Regions from separate parts of the Mus musculus genome. Here region 2 is linked to region 1. The links are chromatin loops, found by intact Hi-C in ENCODE. Cell type or tissue: left cerebral cortex. All regions are shown on one strand.

Region 1 (8,000 bases):
CTAAAGTTTCTTTAATGAATGTGGCTGCCCTTGTATTTGGAGCATAGATATTCAGAATTGATATTTCCTCTTGGAGGATTTTACTTTTGATGAGTATGAAGTGCCCCTCCTTATCTTTTTTGATGACTTTGGGTTGGAAGTCAATTTTATTCGATATTAGAATGGCTACTCCAGCTTGTTTCTTCATACCATTTGCTTGGAAAATTATTTTCCAGCCTTTCATTCTGAAGTAGTGTCTATCTTTTTCTCTGAGATGAGTTTCCTGTAAGGAGCAAAATGTTGGGTCCTGTTTGTATAGCCAATCTCTTAGTCTATGTCTTTTTATTAGGGAGTTGAGTCCACAGATATTAAGAGATATTAAGGAAAAGTACTGTTGCTTCCTATTATTTTTGTTGTTAAAGTTGGCATTCTGTTCTTGTGGCTGTCTTCTTTTAGGTTTGTTGAGGGATTACCTTCTTGCTTTTTCTAGGATGTGATTTCCGTCCTTGTATTGGTTTTTTTCTGTTATTATCCTTTGAAGGGCTGGATTTGTGGAAAGATAATGTGTGAATTTGGCTTTGTCGTGGAATACTTTGGTTTCTCCGTCTATGGTAATTGAGACTTTGGCTGGGTATAGTAGCCTGGGCTGAAATTTGTGTTCTCCTAGTGTCTGTATAACATCTGTTCAGGCTCTTCTGGCTTTCATAGTCTCTGGTGAAAAATCTGGTGTAATTCTGATAGGCTTGCCTTTATATGTTACTTAACCTTTTTCCCTTACTGCTTTTAGTATTCTCTCTTTATTTAGTGCATTTGTTATTCTGATTATTATGTGTTGGGAGGAATTTCTTTTCTGGTCCAGTCTATTTGGAGTTCTGTAGGCTTCTTTATGTTCATGGGCATCTCTTTCTTTAGGTTTGGGAAGTTTTCTTCTATACTTTTGTTGAAGATGTTTGCTGGTCCTTTGAGTTGAAAATCTTCATTCTCATCTACTTCTATTATCTGTAGGTTTGGTCTTCTCATTGTGTCCTGGATTTCCTGGATGTTTTGAATTAGGATCTTTTTGCATTTTCCATTTTCTTTGATTGTTGTGCTGATGTTCCCTATGGAATCTTCTCCACCTGAGATTCTCTCTTCCATCTCTTGTATTCTGTTGCTGATGCTCACATCTATTGGTTCCAGATTTCTTTCCTAGGGTTTCTATCTCCAGCTTTGCCTCACTTTGGGTTTTCTTTATTGTGTCTACTTCCCTTTTTAGGTCTTGGATGGTTTTATTCAATTCCATCACCTGTTTGGTTGTGTTTTCCTGCAATTCTTTAAGGGATTTTTGTGCTTCCTCTTTAATGTCTTCTACCTATTTAGCAGTGTTCTCCTGTATTTCTTTAAGTGAATTATTAAACTTCTTGATGTCCTCTACCATCATCATGAGATATGCTTTTAAATCCGGGTCTAGCTTTTCGGGTGTGTTGGGTGCCCTGGACTGGGCGAAGTGGGAGTGCTGGGTTCTGATGATGGTGAGTGGTCTTGGTTTCCGTTAATAAAATTCTTACGTTTACCTTTTGCCATCTGGTAATCTCTGGAGTCAGTTGTTGTAGTTGTCTCTGGTTAGAGATTGTTCCTCTCTTGATTCTGTTAGTCTCTATCAGCAGACGTGGGCGACTAGCTCTCTCCTCTGAGTTTCAGTAGTCAGAGCACTCTCTGCAGGCAAGCTCTCCTCTTACAGGGAAGGTGCACAGATATCTGGCGTTCGGACCTCCCTCCTGGCCGAAGATGAAGGCTCAAAACAGGACCTATCCCAGAAGCTGTGTTGCTTTGGCCTGTCACAGAAGCGGATAGCTTCTGTAGTCCACACTCTCACCTGTGCAGACTACTTTCGGCAGAGTCTTGGAACCAAGATGTCTTCTGCCAATGCTGAGGCAAAGCCCTCCAGGGCTGGGTGGACACCTATACTCTGGCCGGGAAGGTGGCCAGATGTCTGGAGCCTGAAAAGGGCGCTGCCTCAGAAGCTCTGTGGCTCCTGCCTGTCCCAGAAGCTGATACCTTCTGACGAACCTAGCACACTGTTTCAGCTCTTGCAGTTTCACTCTTTCAAAACCATTTTGAGGCACCAGACTAAAATCTAAAATATTAACAAGGCCTGATGTTTAATTTTGTGTTAGTGAGGACCACATCTGACATTATACTTGGTCAATGTTTTTTTGAAGTTTTATTTTTTCTTTTCCTGAATGTTCCTGTGTCTGCAACTCTCCTTCCCCATCACAGATCTACTTTTGACAGGACATGTTTCTGGCCACCTCGACAAAGTCACTACCAAAATTAATGGCTGTGCCTGTCCCCTCAACCCAAAGTCAAGCAGCCTCTGAATGGGGAGTGAGGATGATTATAGGAAAGTCAGAAAGAAGACTCAGAGACAAGAATTAGAATTGGGAAGCCTGAAGGTGAATACCACATCAGCCTCGACTTTATTTTATTAGCCTTCTTATATCTCTCAGTGCTGTGGGAAACAAAGTCGCAAGGTAGCAGAAACAATGGGTGATGTACAAACAGGATATCTCTTCCCATCCAGAGGCTTTCCTGTTCCTTACTCCAAGATTCATAGAATGTTCATCCCCTTGCCTTTAACCCCATGTGTATTTCCTCTTATTGTTCCATGAGTCAGCAAGCCAAGAAATCTGCCAGTAGACCCTGACCTGCCTTGACTGTGCCTGGCAGGCAGGCTTTTACTGAAGCAAACAAAATGGCTCCCAATAAAACAGCACCAAGATGTCTCCTTTACACAGTTCATTTTTTTGAACATGACATCTTATAAGACATGAAGAGAGAGAAAGTAAGCTTCTCCAAGATTCTAGAAATCATAGGAATGTCTATACTTTAATTTTGAAATAATAAATGTAAGTACTTTTAAAAACAGATCATATTGTTCTAAAACAATATTTTCTGGATATGACGGGGCTATGACAGTAGCTATGGTTGTTGGCACAATTTACACACGATCAAGCCAGTCAACATCCACTGTGGAGAGGCAGTGAGCTCATGAGACCCTACCCCTAGCTGAGGAACTACTAGCAGTTGATATCTGGTCACTAGGAGAGGGAGAGTGTGTTTTCTATGGGGGTATTGGTCATGATCAATTGTCCATGGTCTGGTAGATGGTGTCTAATGCCCAGGGACATGAGGCCAGGATTAATTTAGTCACAGTAAGAAGAAAGAGGAAGAGGTAGGGGAGGGGGAGACATGCAGATGGGAGGGGAATTTGAGGGTGACTTAGAGGAGCTGGGGGTGGGTATACTCTAAATATATTATATTCATTAATGCACTAATAGGGGTTCTTGGGTCTCTTTATTCATACGGCCCATTATCAATGTTAACAGTGTATTCCTTTTAATCTTCTTTATAAGTATGTATACATATAACCTTGGGATATGTGATGGAAGCACCAGGGGTCCTTGGGTTTGAGAAAAGGAAGTCAGATCCCTTGGAGTTGCATTCACAGGTAGTTGTTACCTGCCCCAGGAACCGAGCTACCCTGGATGAGCATTGTGCATTCTTGACCACTGAGCCATCTCTGAGCTGTCCACCTCCCATGTGCCCCATGGACTCTCTTATACTCTATACAATCATTTCTCTTTTAATACAGTTTCCCTGCTACTTTACAAATAAATAAATATGATATAAAAACAGCATGCATAAATTGTATTGACCGCCTGTGGAAATAATATTTTGATATATTGGTTTACATAAAATGCATTATTTAAATTATTTTTAAAAAAGCAAAGCCTCAAAGAAAACATCATTAATCTATAAATGTTGTTTCCTGGTACTCAAGTCTTGGTCTTGGGTTCCCTCTAGTGGCTTATGCCATTTCTAGAAGCAGAGATTTCATCCTGCACTGGTGGGTTTTAACTTATTGTCACTATCCTAAATTGTGAATTTGCTTTCCCAGCACTCTTCATGAAATGTATAAGACTGAGAATGTCATGGAATGCATATATCCGTTCAACATTTGACTCCAACTTATTTTCCCAAGATGAAGCCAGTAGATTAGGCTTTTTATTAATCTTCCAGAGGGCATTTTACTTGTGTTCTTGCATGTTGGCATGATAGTAGCATTTCTAATAATGATTGCACAGTTGTATGGTGTTTTCACTTTATTTTTAAGATATATTTTAGCTCAATTTAGATCATTATACAGATAGGTTGACTGATATTTGTTTCTTCACTATATAGTACTACAAGATCAAGCCATATAAAAATTTGTTGCCAATCTAACTCAGGGATGTTTAAGTAGTTTCCAGGTTATCACAGTTATAATATCAATGACTTTTCCTATTGTTATGATGAAATACCCTCACAAAACCAACTTAAGAAAGGGTTTGTTGTGGTCCATGAATCATGATGATACATTCTGTCAAGGTTGGAGAATGCATTCTGAGAGAAGTCGAGGCTGGCTTGTTGTATGGCATCCATAGTCAGGAAGCTACAAGTGGTAGGGCGATTTGTTTTCAACATTCTCTGTGTCTTCAGTCCACAAGAACAGTGCTGCCCACCCACAGAATGGGTTCCCTACCATATTAACCTGAGACAATCCTGCACAACCTATCCTGGGCTGAATGATCCTCACAAGAATACAGAAAACCTTGTCTCCTAGCTTATTCGATTTTCAGTTAAATTGGCCAGCAGTGATCGCATGTAATGACTAAATGCATAGCTTCCATAGGAATGTTTTCAAAATGTGTTCTCTAAAGGCAAGCATTGTCTGTGCAGACACGTAGGAGCTGTTCTATGTCTTCTGTGTGGGGCACAGATGCCCTCTAATCAGCACTTTTTATGTTTAATCTTCTCTGCAGAATGAAAATGGAAAACAGGCAGCTTCAAATAACACAAACTATATCACAGTCTCTCATTTGCTCCTAAAGAATGAAATAAGGCCTTTTATAGCCTTTTCAATCAGTAAAGAGGAAAGAAATAAAGCAAGGTCTCTTACAGCACTGTCCACAAAGAAATCACTGTTTTGTTTCATATCCTTGATGTTATGTCTCAGTCGATAGATCTCTCTTCTCATTTCCTCAGCTTTCTTCTTATAGCCTTCCTCAAGGAGAGCCTTTTGTTCCTAAAACAGTGAACATGACAGAAAAATAACTATTGTCAAGTTCAAACATTGTATGGCTTACAATTTGAAAACCTTAGCAAGCGATCCTTAGTGCATTTCTAAAAACTTTCCCTTACCATGAAGAAGATACACCAAAGTGAGACCTACACATTGTGAGGAAGCAGAGTTGAAACTTGACTAATTTTCATCTACCATGTTTGTTTCAGCTGTGATGGTAGTAAAGTTGTGCAAATGTGCTTAGGCTCATGTCCACAAAAATGCCACTGGGCTGACTGAGGAGAGCTCAACCCATGGAGAGTATATGGCAAATTTATCATGCAGACAAAGGCAACTCATTGGATGATAAAGAAGCTAATTACCATTTCACTTGCAGCTGGACAATGGGCATTGCTCCAATGTCCTGTGCTTCTTCAAGGAGGCTGTCTTTCCTGGGCACAACTTCAGAACCCGCAGAAACTATCGGGTCACTGTGCCTTTAAACTGGACATTTCCTTCAGTTTTATGCAGCATAGATCATCCTGGGGAGATTGGAGTGGGGTGGTAGGGGTTGTGGGGTGCAGTCAGGTGCCTGATGATCTGGACAACCAAGACAGACCAGTTTCTGGCATTATTATATTGCTTGGTTGGGAAGTTTGTTTAGTGAAACCTCATAAGGTCATTTTTAAATATCCCAAGTCTGTAAGCCAAACCATTGTAGTCATTAAAACCCTGAAAGAGCAACAGAAAACCTGATGTCCCCAGAGTCTACATTAAGAGCAAAATTCAAAGTGTACATGAAACATAACACATGATGTGGAGAGACTATTAGCAATAATATATTATGACTGTGTTCTTCCCATGACCTGGCTGACAACTTTCTCCTACAGCCTGGGGTACTAGAACCACCAGGAGGATCAGGAGCCCCACCTTCATTAGCTTCTCCAGCATCATGTTATGGTCTTTGATGAGCTGCTCTCTCTCCTGCATCAGCTTCCTTCTCAGTTGCTCTAGGTTTTCCTTGTTCCTTTTCTCTTGAGCCTCCATATACTTCTGCTGCTCCTTCTGCTTCTGTCTTAGCAGATCCTGCTCCTTCTCAGCTGCCTCCTTGTTGGTGCACTTCTCTGCCCCAAGAAGATTCAGGAGAGATGAAAGTGATGGTTCAAGTAAAATGTTAACATTCCACAACCCAAAGAGCAATTCAAATATGAAAAAGAACATAGGAAACCAGACTCAACTCTGGTCCACACTTGGGGAGCATGTTTCTGAAGATAATGGAGAAGACCATGCCCATGTGACTGACACACAGTCAGGACTGCCTGTGGCTTCCAGGGTGGGCATCCACAGAAAGATAGAAAGCTAATGCTCTTGGCATGGGTTTAATATGGCTTCTATCAGAAAGCCATGGTAGGAATCTGACCTCTGCTGAGAGCCAAGAGACATGTTCCTGTACCTGCAATGGCCTTCTGCCCAGCAATGAGGGCTGTGTCTGCCTGCAGGATGGAACTCTCAATGATGGCCTGTGACTGAAGAAAGCTCTGGAAGACTTCAATTGCCTGTAGGACCAAGAGGGTGCAAAGAACCCTGATAAATCCTGAGAGAGTGAGGACCCATGAGACTCAACAGAGTCCTCACTGTGCCTCATTGTCAAATACCACAGGGAAGCAAGCAGATGGCCCAAGCTCTTCAGTGGCCCTGGATACTTCCTGACCTGTGGCTCCCTCCAGTAACCTCAACTAGAGATGCCTGCATCCTCTCAGATGTAGCATATCCATGTCATGTGCAGTTGTGAATGCTTCAACCTATGATGCCTTTAGATATTGTATTCTGCTGTAAAATACTGCATGATTGCGTATAAGCCAAGTCCTTCTCTCTTGCTGGGTGTATTCATAAGCAAATCACTTTACCTTCCCAAGCCTTGTAGTAGAGATGTGTGAATGTGCACAGTAGTGGGGGCATTGCTCAGTGCATTTAAAAAACTAAAGAAAGGTCTAAAAGAAGTACTTAAAATGGTATCACTGGCAATAACAGTAATATTTTAGCTATATTATTACACTCACTACTCCACAGGTAGACCATCCTGACAGAAATATAGAGTTATCACTCAGAATGCTTTGTGAGAATATTTCTAACAATTCATACTAAAAAGGAGTCATTTTGCACCTACCATGGTCAAGGTAAAGCACTTGCCTTGCAAAGCAAAGCCCTGGCTTTGGTCACCAACACCAACATAAAGCTAAGGTATCAGGCTATCTTCATGTTTTCTCATTCCTCTAAGCAGGGAGTTCCCGTGCTACCTGCTCCTCATCTTCACCATGTTCCCATGTTCCGCGCTCATCTTCACCCCATTCACAGCCTCAGAATGTTCCCTGTTCCTTACCTTGACCCCATTCCTGGGCTCCCTGCTTTTAATCTTTATCCCATTGATGTGCTACCTGCACTTCACTTTCACCAAATTCCCATGCTCCCTGCTCCTCACCTTCACCCCTTTCCTGGGAACCTGCTAGTAGTCATGTTCAATCTTCTCCCTCATGTCCATGTAGAGCCTGTGTCCCCCAGGAACAGAAAATGTTGAGATATTGTCCATCAAATCCTTTGAAAGTCGATCCAGTTCTTCCTGGCAGTATTTATCAGATGCCTCTTCATTCTTCAACAGGAAAAGCCCATTCTTCTCACTTATTAATTCCTACAATGGAAATGTACAGAGATCTGACACAATTGAAGGAACAGAAGGGATATAATTCCAAGAAACGTCATAGAAGAGCCAACCTATTCCCCATGAGAAAGCATTCCAGGGTAATAAGACCTCACGGGAATGTGAAGTGCTAAAACCTGAACTTGGGTGCTCAAAAAGCTGTGGAAGCCCACACTAAATGCATTTGCATTCCTGGTATTGAAGACCTATAAAGACATGGGGTACATGCTACCATCTCTGGTT
Region 2 (8,000 bases), 810 kb before region 1:
CAGTTGTTGAATAACTTGGCCCTTTGAGAGCTAGGGGTCAGAAGAAACAAAGCCAAGCTGGTAGAGAAGCCAGAGGTAGAGAACAAGTAGAAGAGAATCCTGGGCTTAGTACCGTATTTGAAATTCACAAGAATTCATTGACTTCCTAGAATATACCAAACCTCTCCAACCTCTAACAGACTGCTGAGTAGACAGGCCTTTTCTCGTCAGCTTCCACAGAAGCGAGGCACGCCATGTTTCCCTGATTCTGATGGCTGCACATCAATCATTTTCTTTTGAATATGCTACACTAATTTTTTTTCCTTCCTAGGTATTGGATTTTGCATTGCAGGGGTATTATTGTATGTATGTATTTATGTATGCGTACTGTACTGTTACAAAGTGAACAAACTTCAACTTGAAGTGCATTAATTATGTGGTATCCATGTGTATCGACCATGTGCCGTATGCCTATTATGGTCACTAGAACATCTTTTATGATGCTTATTATTACAGTGTTTCTCATTTAACTTGTAAACTTTTGTAGAATTCTCCTTTTTTTCCCTTTAGATATAAGTTCATATATTTTTCTACTTTAGTCCTGTGAAGTTTATCCCTAGTCACCTTCCTGGTAGTCTCCCCTCTGTTAAGGGTATAGTTAAGATTTCACATATACAAGGTTCTTTGGACATCAACAATTTCTTAACTGTAATAATGTGTACATTACTTAATAAAGACTTGACATAGTACCATGGTGTTAAAAACACGTTTGTTTCCATAAAAAAGAGGGGGGGTTGCCTTTTATCATAGCATAAACCCTGGGAAAGCACCTTATTTTCTGTGTCATGGAATGATACAAGTAACACATTTATACATTTTTACACTAAATGTAAACTTTTAGACTCCCAGTCTACCTGTCATGCATGGTGGGTACTTCCCCCCCTTCCCCCGCCGCTACCCCCACTACTCACAGAAGTATAACCTAGGACAAAGACTCCAGGACAGCGTGAATCAATTGCCTGTATAGTGGAGTACCAAATAGCCTTTATCTTAGTTACAATTGCTGTTCTAGCATAAACAGGACCCAGGCAACTTATAGAGAAAGAGTTTATTGGTCCTTACAGTGGGTGAGCCTGAAAGATCCTGACAGAATGTAAAAGGTCACAGAAGCCCTGAAATTGGCAAGATAGATTTCACTGTTAGCAGAACTAGCTTCACTGATTTAGAAAAATAGAGGTGCACAATGCTCTGGCCACTCCTTGAACCCGTGTGTCTGCCAATGTTTTGACCGTTCCTTGAACCCAGGTGTGTGCCCACTGCTGCACCTCACTGCCAGGTGTTTGTGATATTGGTTGCTGAGAAAGAGTCGGAAAATCTTCCCAGCAACCACAGCCGGGCCAATCCTGAGTTGCTACACCTGCACCAGACTCTTTCCTTGTACCCCTCCCATACCCATTTCTTGAGAATAGACATTGTTTAGTTCTGGAAACCCCCTACTCCTCCCTTCTCCTTTCCCCCCTGAGGGCCTATAAAAACTGGCCTTTCCCCTCGTGGTCGAATCCTCTACCCCTGCGTGGGATATGAGTCGTCCCCAGAGCTCTGGCTTTCCCCGAATAAAGCCTCATGTGGTTTACATCAAGCCTGGTCTCTCATGAGTTCTTGGGTGTCCGCTATTGTCCCGACGCCTGAGCGAGGGGCTCCTCACGGAGTCTTTCAAACCCACAACCATCATGGTGAGGTGTATGACATCAAGCAGGTAAACATGGCGGTGAGGCAGTAGCCCAGAGCTTACATCTAGATAATAAACATGATGCAGAGAGCTAACTGGTAGTGGTGTGTGCTTTTGACACCTCAGAGATCACCCCAGTGACATATCTTATCCAATAAGGTAACAACTCCTAATCCTTCCCAAATAGTTCTACCAGTTGGGGACCATATATAAGAAACCATGCATGCTCAATATTGCTCAAAAAGCTAAAAGTAAATCTACCATGACTCAGATCCACTCCTCTGCATATGCCCAAAGGACATCCTCCTACAGATGCTTGCTTAGCAGTGTCCATTGCTGCTCTGTTCACCATAGCTAGCGAGGGGGAACCACCTAAATGCCCTTCGAGTGATGGACGGGCAATGCAAATGTGGCACAGATACACCACAGGATAAAGGAAAATGACATCATGATGTTTGCAGGTAAGTGCAGCTCTTGCCAAGATGCAGGCATTAAATAGTTGCTGGGGAAAGAAAAATGAACAATCTCCCACCCACATTCATTATTTTCATATTGGGCAAAGACATCTAAATAGAAATAATTGCTTGGAAAGTGACCAAGCCACTTATACAGTATCTACTGTTATATGCAAGGCAATGTAGTGGATCCTGATCATGGTAAAAATTTTTTTTAATGTGCATCTCTATCTGTCTACAGCTTACTATTGAATCAAAAAAACCTTATTAAGTCATGTGTTTGAGATACATATATGCATATTTGCACATCTCATTTGATTTTATGTATTTCTGTTGCTTTGTAACATAATGGTCAGATATATACTCCTGAACAATTTATTGATTTTATACATACACGACATAATAACCAGATAACAACAGAAATGACAATTTTCGGAGATGGGGTCAAAATATGAGTTCAATTCTTAATGTATTTAAAACCTGATGCCTTTTTAAATTAAAAAGAATTTTAATCTAAAAATAAAGAAGTTTAACTTTCACCCCTCATCAAAGCTTCTTTTCATACTGGATAGAGAGCATGACAGACACCCACAAGTAGCAATGTCCCAGTTCTCCCAGTACAATGTGCAATAACTATAAAATATTTCCAAGTTTCTGTATAATGCATACATACATCCTTCTGATAAAAAGTTTTATAAATAGCTTTAAGGGCTTGGTTGGGAACAAATTTTGGCAGCTGTCTACAGTGAACAAGTATTTTAGTCCTTCCCTAACTCATGCCTTGACTTCTCTTGAGATGCAACATACTTTGGGAGATAAACAGACTTTTTCCATAGTACACTACCAGATTTTCCACCAGTTGAACCACATCATTTTCGGAAAGCTCTCAGAATTGTTTGTATTTAGCATTCACATTCAAATGAAACCGCCAGTGCACACAGTCACCTCAGCAAGGCATTTTCTAACAAAGGCGCAGTGATGACCAACGACCTCAGTCCCCACCCCGCCCCCCGCCCCCCGCCCCCCGCCCCCCGCCAGCAACCGAAGTGCGGCCGCGCGTGCGCAGAGGACTCGCTGCACCGCCGCCGTCCCTCCGCAGTGACGTCAGCCGAACGCCGAGGAGATCCCGACCGGTTTCCCACCGCTCTGTGGAGTCGGCGGTGTGTCGTTGGTGTCCCTATCGAGCTGGGTCAGGAGGGCGCGGAGCGGTGAAGCCCTTCCCGAGCCGCGGCGTAGAGGCGGTTCGCGGCGGCTGGAGCGGGGAGGCGCGAGCCGGCGCGGTCGCGGCGGGCGGCGCGGGCGGAGCGCGAGCGAGCGGTGAGTCGGCATGGCGGCCCCCAGGCGAGCGGGCGGGCTGCGGCCTCTGTCCAGCTCGGCGGCGGCTTGGCGGACCGGGCTGTGCTAACACACGCAGGGGAAAGCCACAGACCCCCGAGTCTTTCCGGGGCGTTCTTGAAGCGAACAGACCTTAAATGAGATCTGGTGTCACCGGGCGCTTCCTCAGCCCCGGCATTTGGTGGCTCCCGTGAGCGTCTCTGGGCACATAGAACGCCTACCTGGCCCGCAGGCAGTAGGTGGTTTCTGGACCGCGAGCTCCGAAGAGTTAAACTGTGTGCCAGGTGCAGTAAACTCAGGAACTGGAGCGAAAGGAGTGAAGAGTTGACAGCACTACCGGGAATTACTTCAGTATTCCTCACCCGGTTCTAATAAGTAGTTTTTTGCAATATTCTGAAGCTGTGGAAATGCTGGATACGGGGAAGGTGGTTGCGATTAAATTAAGAGAAAGGACGGGGTGCCAGGATTTTAGGAGTGTGTTTTGCCGTCCCTAGGTTTGCCTGCTACATTTGCCCTCAGAAATTTACCTCCCGTAGGAGATTTTCAGGATCATATTTACAACCAAAATCAGAATATTATCAGCTTAAATTGACACTGGGCATTATTGTTAACTTGAACTGGGAAGCCCCAGTTCAAGAAACTCAGCCAAGGTGCATGGACAAGAACGTTGATTGTTTATAGAGTACTGAAAACACTGCAGTATACTTTATACAAATTTGAAGGCATGTATTCATGATATGCCCAAATATTTGGCAGAAGTTATTCTTTTGAATGCTTTGCAGAAGACGTCTTAATCTTAAACACTCATATAAATACTCTCGCTTCATTTCAAGCCAAAATGGGGATGCTAGCTTCTTTATACTTAACAGTTATTTTGATACCAGCAAGCTTTGTAGTTCCAAAAGATGGTGTAAGTAGCATGGGTCGCCTAAGGCCATTGGAAACCGTGTTCACATTACAGTTCATAACAGTAGGTTATGAAGTTGCAACAAAAATAATGTTATGGTTGGGTCACTACAGCATGAGGAACTAACTGTATCAAAGTGTTGCAGCATTAGGAAGGTTGAGAACTGCTGACATAGAGGTAAAAGAAAACACAAAAGAAAAGAAAGCACATCACAAAATAGAGACCAGGATAGTCAGCCAAATGAAACATTCTGGTATTATGAAAATAAACCATGTAGGCCAAGTTTAATTCCCACCACTGCTGTAATGGAGAGGCATACATGTGTGTGTGTATCAAATGCCTATATATTATGTAGGCTGAGTTTCATTCCTACCACTGCCGATGTAGAGAGACATGCATGCGTGTGTATCAAATGTCTGTATGTAGTCTAGGGGTTCCCACCCTCCTCCTTTTCCTCTCCTTTCACTTAGAATAGGTCTAAACCAATAACCAGACCACAGCAAGGAAGCATGGATAGTTACTGTTTCTAGAACCCCGTGTTGAACAGAATACCTAATTTGATACTGTAAAGTGTATTCATTAAGAAACTTCTGGACCTTTCTTGGAGAGTGAAATTATTAGAAAGGTACCAGGGACAGATACAAGGTGACTGTTTTATACAGTCCATCTAATTGCCCTTAAGTTTATTTGTTGGTTTTTTCAAATTTTTTAAAATTCACTTTATATCTTTATGGTTGTCTTTTCCCCATCTCCCCCTCTCACAGTTCCTCCACCTCACTCCTTCTTCTCTAAGTGGAGGCCCTCCCAACCCTGGCACATTAAGTCTCTGCAGGGTTAGATAGTTCCTACTGAAGCCAAACAAGACAGCCAAGTTAGGGGAACAGATTCCACAGACAAGTAACAGCTTTTGGGATAGCCCCTGTTCCAGTTACTCAGGACCCAACATGAAGACTGAGCTGCACATTTGCCTGGGGGTGGAGGGTTTGGGGGTGTGTTGAGGGGCTCATCCGTGTATGGTTTTTGGTTGGTGGTTCAATCTGAGAGGTCCCTAGCGTCCAGGTTAGTTAACTGTGAGTCTTCCTATGGAGTTCCTATACCCTTAGGGGCCCTCAGTCCTTCCCCCAACTCTTCCATAAGAGTCCCAGAGCTTCATCCAGGTGGAGCCTCTCAGAGGACAGCCATGCTAGGCTCCTGTTATGTGCGTCCTTTTGGGTCTGGGTTACCTTTCTCAGAATGATGTCTTCAGGGTTCATTCTTTTGCCTACAAAATTCTTGATGTCTTTGTTTTTAATAACTGAATAGCATTCCATTGTTTAGATAGATGTAGCACATTTTCTTTATCCATTCTTCAGTTGAGGGCCATCTAGGTTGTTTCCAGTTTCTGGCTATTAAAAATAAAGCTGCTATGAACATAATTGAGCAAGTGTCCCTGTGGTATAGTGGGGCATCTTTTGGGTATATGCCCAGGAGTGGTATAGCTGGGTCTTGAAGTAGATGGACAGGGCTGTGTTTAAGAAAGGTTAGTAATAGAGTTTGAGACTCTTACCAGTTAGGTTCGTTCAGCGTGTACTCTGAAATTTGGGGTTTTCAGCTCAGTGCTGACCCATGCATAAACACTGCCTAGTTTGTCCATCCTAAGCCTCCTGTTAACTCAGAAGGCATAGGTATACAGGCAGCTTCTGAGATCTTTGTTCACGCCTAGCCAGAGTCTTCTGCGATGCTTAACTCAGGCAATGACTGAAAGTTTTTCAGATCTGTTTACTTTGAGAATGGAGTTAACATAGCAATTTTCCTTTGCTCTGACAGCTTTGGTGTTTCCTTCATGTTCCAACATTTTGGATGTTAGTTTGCTTTCCTGAGAACACTATTAAAGAACCATAGCATAGTTAAATTTTAATTGCCTCGCATTGCCAGAATGAACCTGTTTTTGTTACTGGCCTGATCTGTTTCTACTTAGGAGGAATAATGATTAACAGTCAGTGTTATGCAAATAATTTTATGATGTCGCAGCATTGGGAAGTTGAGAACCACTGCTGTAGGGGATGGATATCTCAAGCTGGGTCACCATTACTTTGCTAGGCATTGTACTATTGAATGAAGGAAAAATAGATAACAAACCAAGTGCCAGACAGATTTAAGTTGTAGACTCAATTTGAACCACAAAACAATTATTTTTAGTAATAGTAACTTACAGAAACGCAGTGCGAGAACAGTTAATTTGTAATTTGTAACAGTTAATTTTTAGTTGAAAGGTTCATTTAAACATAGTTGTTAACTTTGCTTGTTTGGTTTTTGTTTTAATCTAATTGTCAGTGTTTTACAGAAGGAATGAAACTAGATGAGAACACTTACAATAGAAACAGTTAGAATAGCCATGTCCCAGAAAACAGCATAAAACCCATTGTTCCTTATCACTTCTTAAAAATGTTATTAAGATCAGATCTGTTTTAAGAAACTGGTTTTAAGTATAGATAATCAAATTCTGGTTGTATACATTATTTCATCAAAATGTTTTCTCTTTAGAAAAACTTAAGTATGTATCTAATTATAGCCAACTAAATTATACATATATTTCCTTCTATAAGCTTTGTTGTGGAGGCTGAAGAGGTGGCTCAGCTGTTAAGAGCACTGGCTGCTCTGTTCTTTTAGAAGTCCTGAGTAATATTTAACAACCACGTGGTTTACTGACTTATGGTCATCAATATTGGGATCTTCTGATGTGTGGGTGTACATGCAGACAAAGAATATATATACACACATATATATGTGTGTATATATATGTATATATATTTAAACAAACATTTAAGAATTCATTTTGTGTAATCCTGTGTTACATTCTTATTTTTCATCATTTTCCTTACCAAACGGTATATTTTCTTTATAACCATTTATTTTTCTTTCTTCCTTAGTTCTTTCTTTAAATTTACATTTTGAAGTATTGCTTACACATTTAGTGAATTTGGACAAAATTATATTTTAACACCAAAATAACTCACTTTACATCTTTTTCTAGATTTCTGATTAAAATGTAGCCACTTTCTCTTTGTAGTCTTTGCCATTAAATTGAATGTCATTTAGAATTTTTAACTGTCACTTCTTAGTAAGGACCCGTGAAAAGAGCTATTTAAAATTTATTCTTATACCAAGTTTATAAAAGCTCATTAATGTGAACATGTATCTTCCTTTCATAGAAATTAAGGAGCCAAGATTACTTGAATATGTATTTAGCCATTGATACTTTAGTATTTCAATTTAAAGCTGACTCAAATATTTTACCTCTATTACTTTATTTTTTTCAGATGAAGCAGTTCTTTTAGCACAGTGGTTTTTAATGTCCCACTCCCACCCTCTCTTTCTCCTTGTTCTCAAGTAAACATTTTGACTTTTACATTCCAGTTAGGTCTACTTGAAACAGAAAACTCCAGCTGACCTTAAATAACAAAAGAGTCAGCAGAAGAAAAAGAAAAGCTGTTTATGTGATTACCCTACAAATTGTAGTTTAAGTAATGTCTTAGAGGTGTTCATGGTCAAGCAGAACACTAAATTAGATGATGGAAACAAAAAATAATTTACTAGAAAAAGAGTAACTAACATA

Evidence for each region. A loop is a pair of places that touch in the nucleus more often than their neighbours do. Peaks named below come from ENCODE experiments on the same cell type or tissue, not always from the same donor. Only the 100,000 strongest peaks of a DNase experiment are listed, where the experiment ranks them.
Region 2: it touches region 1 in a loop (4-fold over the local background); 2 of 42 quality-filtered maps call a loop at or near these places.

Annotation. Positions count from the first base shown.
Region 1 is chr5:105,318,915-105,326,914 of GRCm38, forward strand. It overlaps the pseudogene Gbp11. Among named protein-coding and RNA genes, the nearest start is that of Gbp6, 29 kb to the left of the region's middle. In left cerebral cortex, a CTCF peak has its summit at 3,822 (motif pointing left); a DNase peak (open chromatin) is centred at 3,832.
Region 2 is chr5:104,505,092-104,513,091 of GRCm38, forward strand. It overlaps Pkd2 (polycystin 2, transient receptor potential cation channel), which reads left to right. Exons shown (of 15, transcript NM_008861.3): 15 at 1-728. It overlaps Thoc2l (THO complex subunit 2-like), which reads left to right and starts at 3,259. Exons shown (of 8, transcript NM_001166581.2): 1 at 3,259-3,480. In left cerebral cortex, no CTCF peak of the experiment used is centred here; a DNase peak (open chromatin) is centred at 3,356; H3K4me3 peaks cover 2,029 bases; H3K27ac peaks cover 533 bases.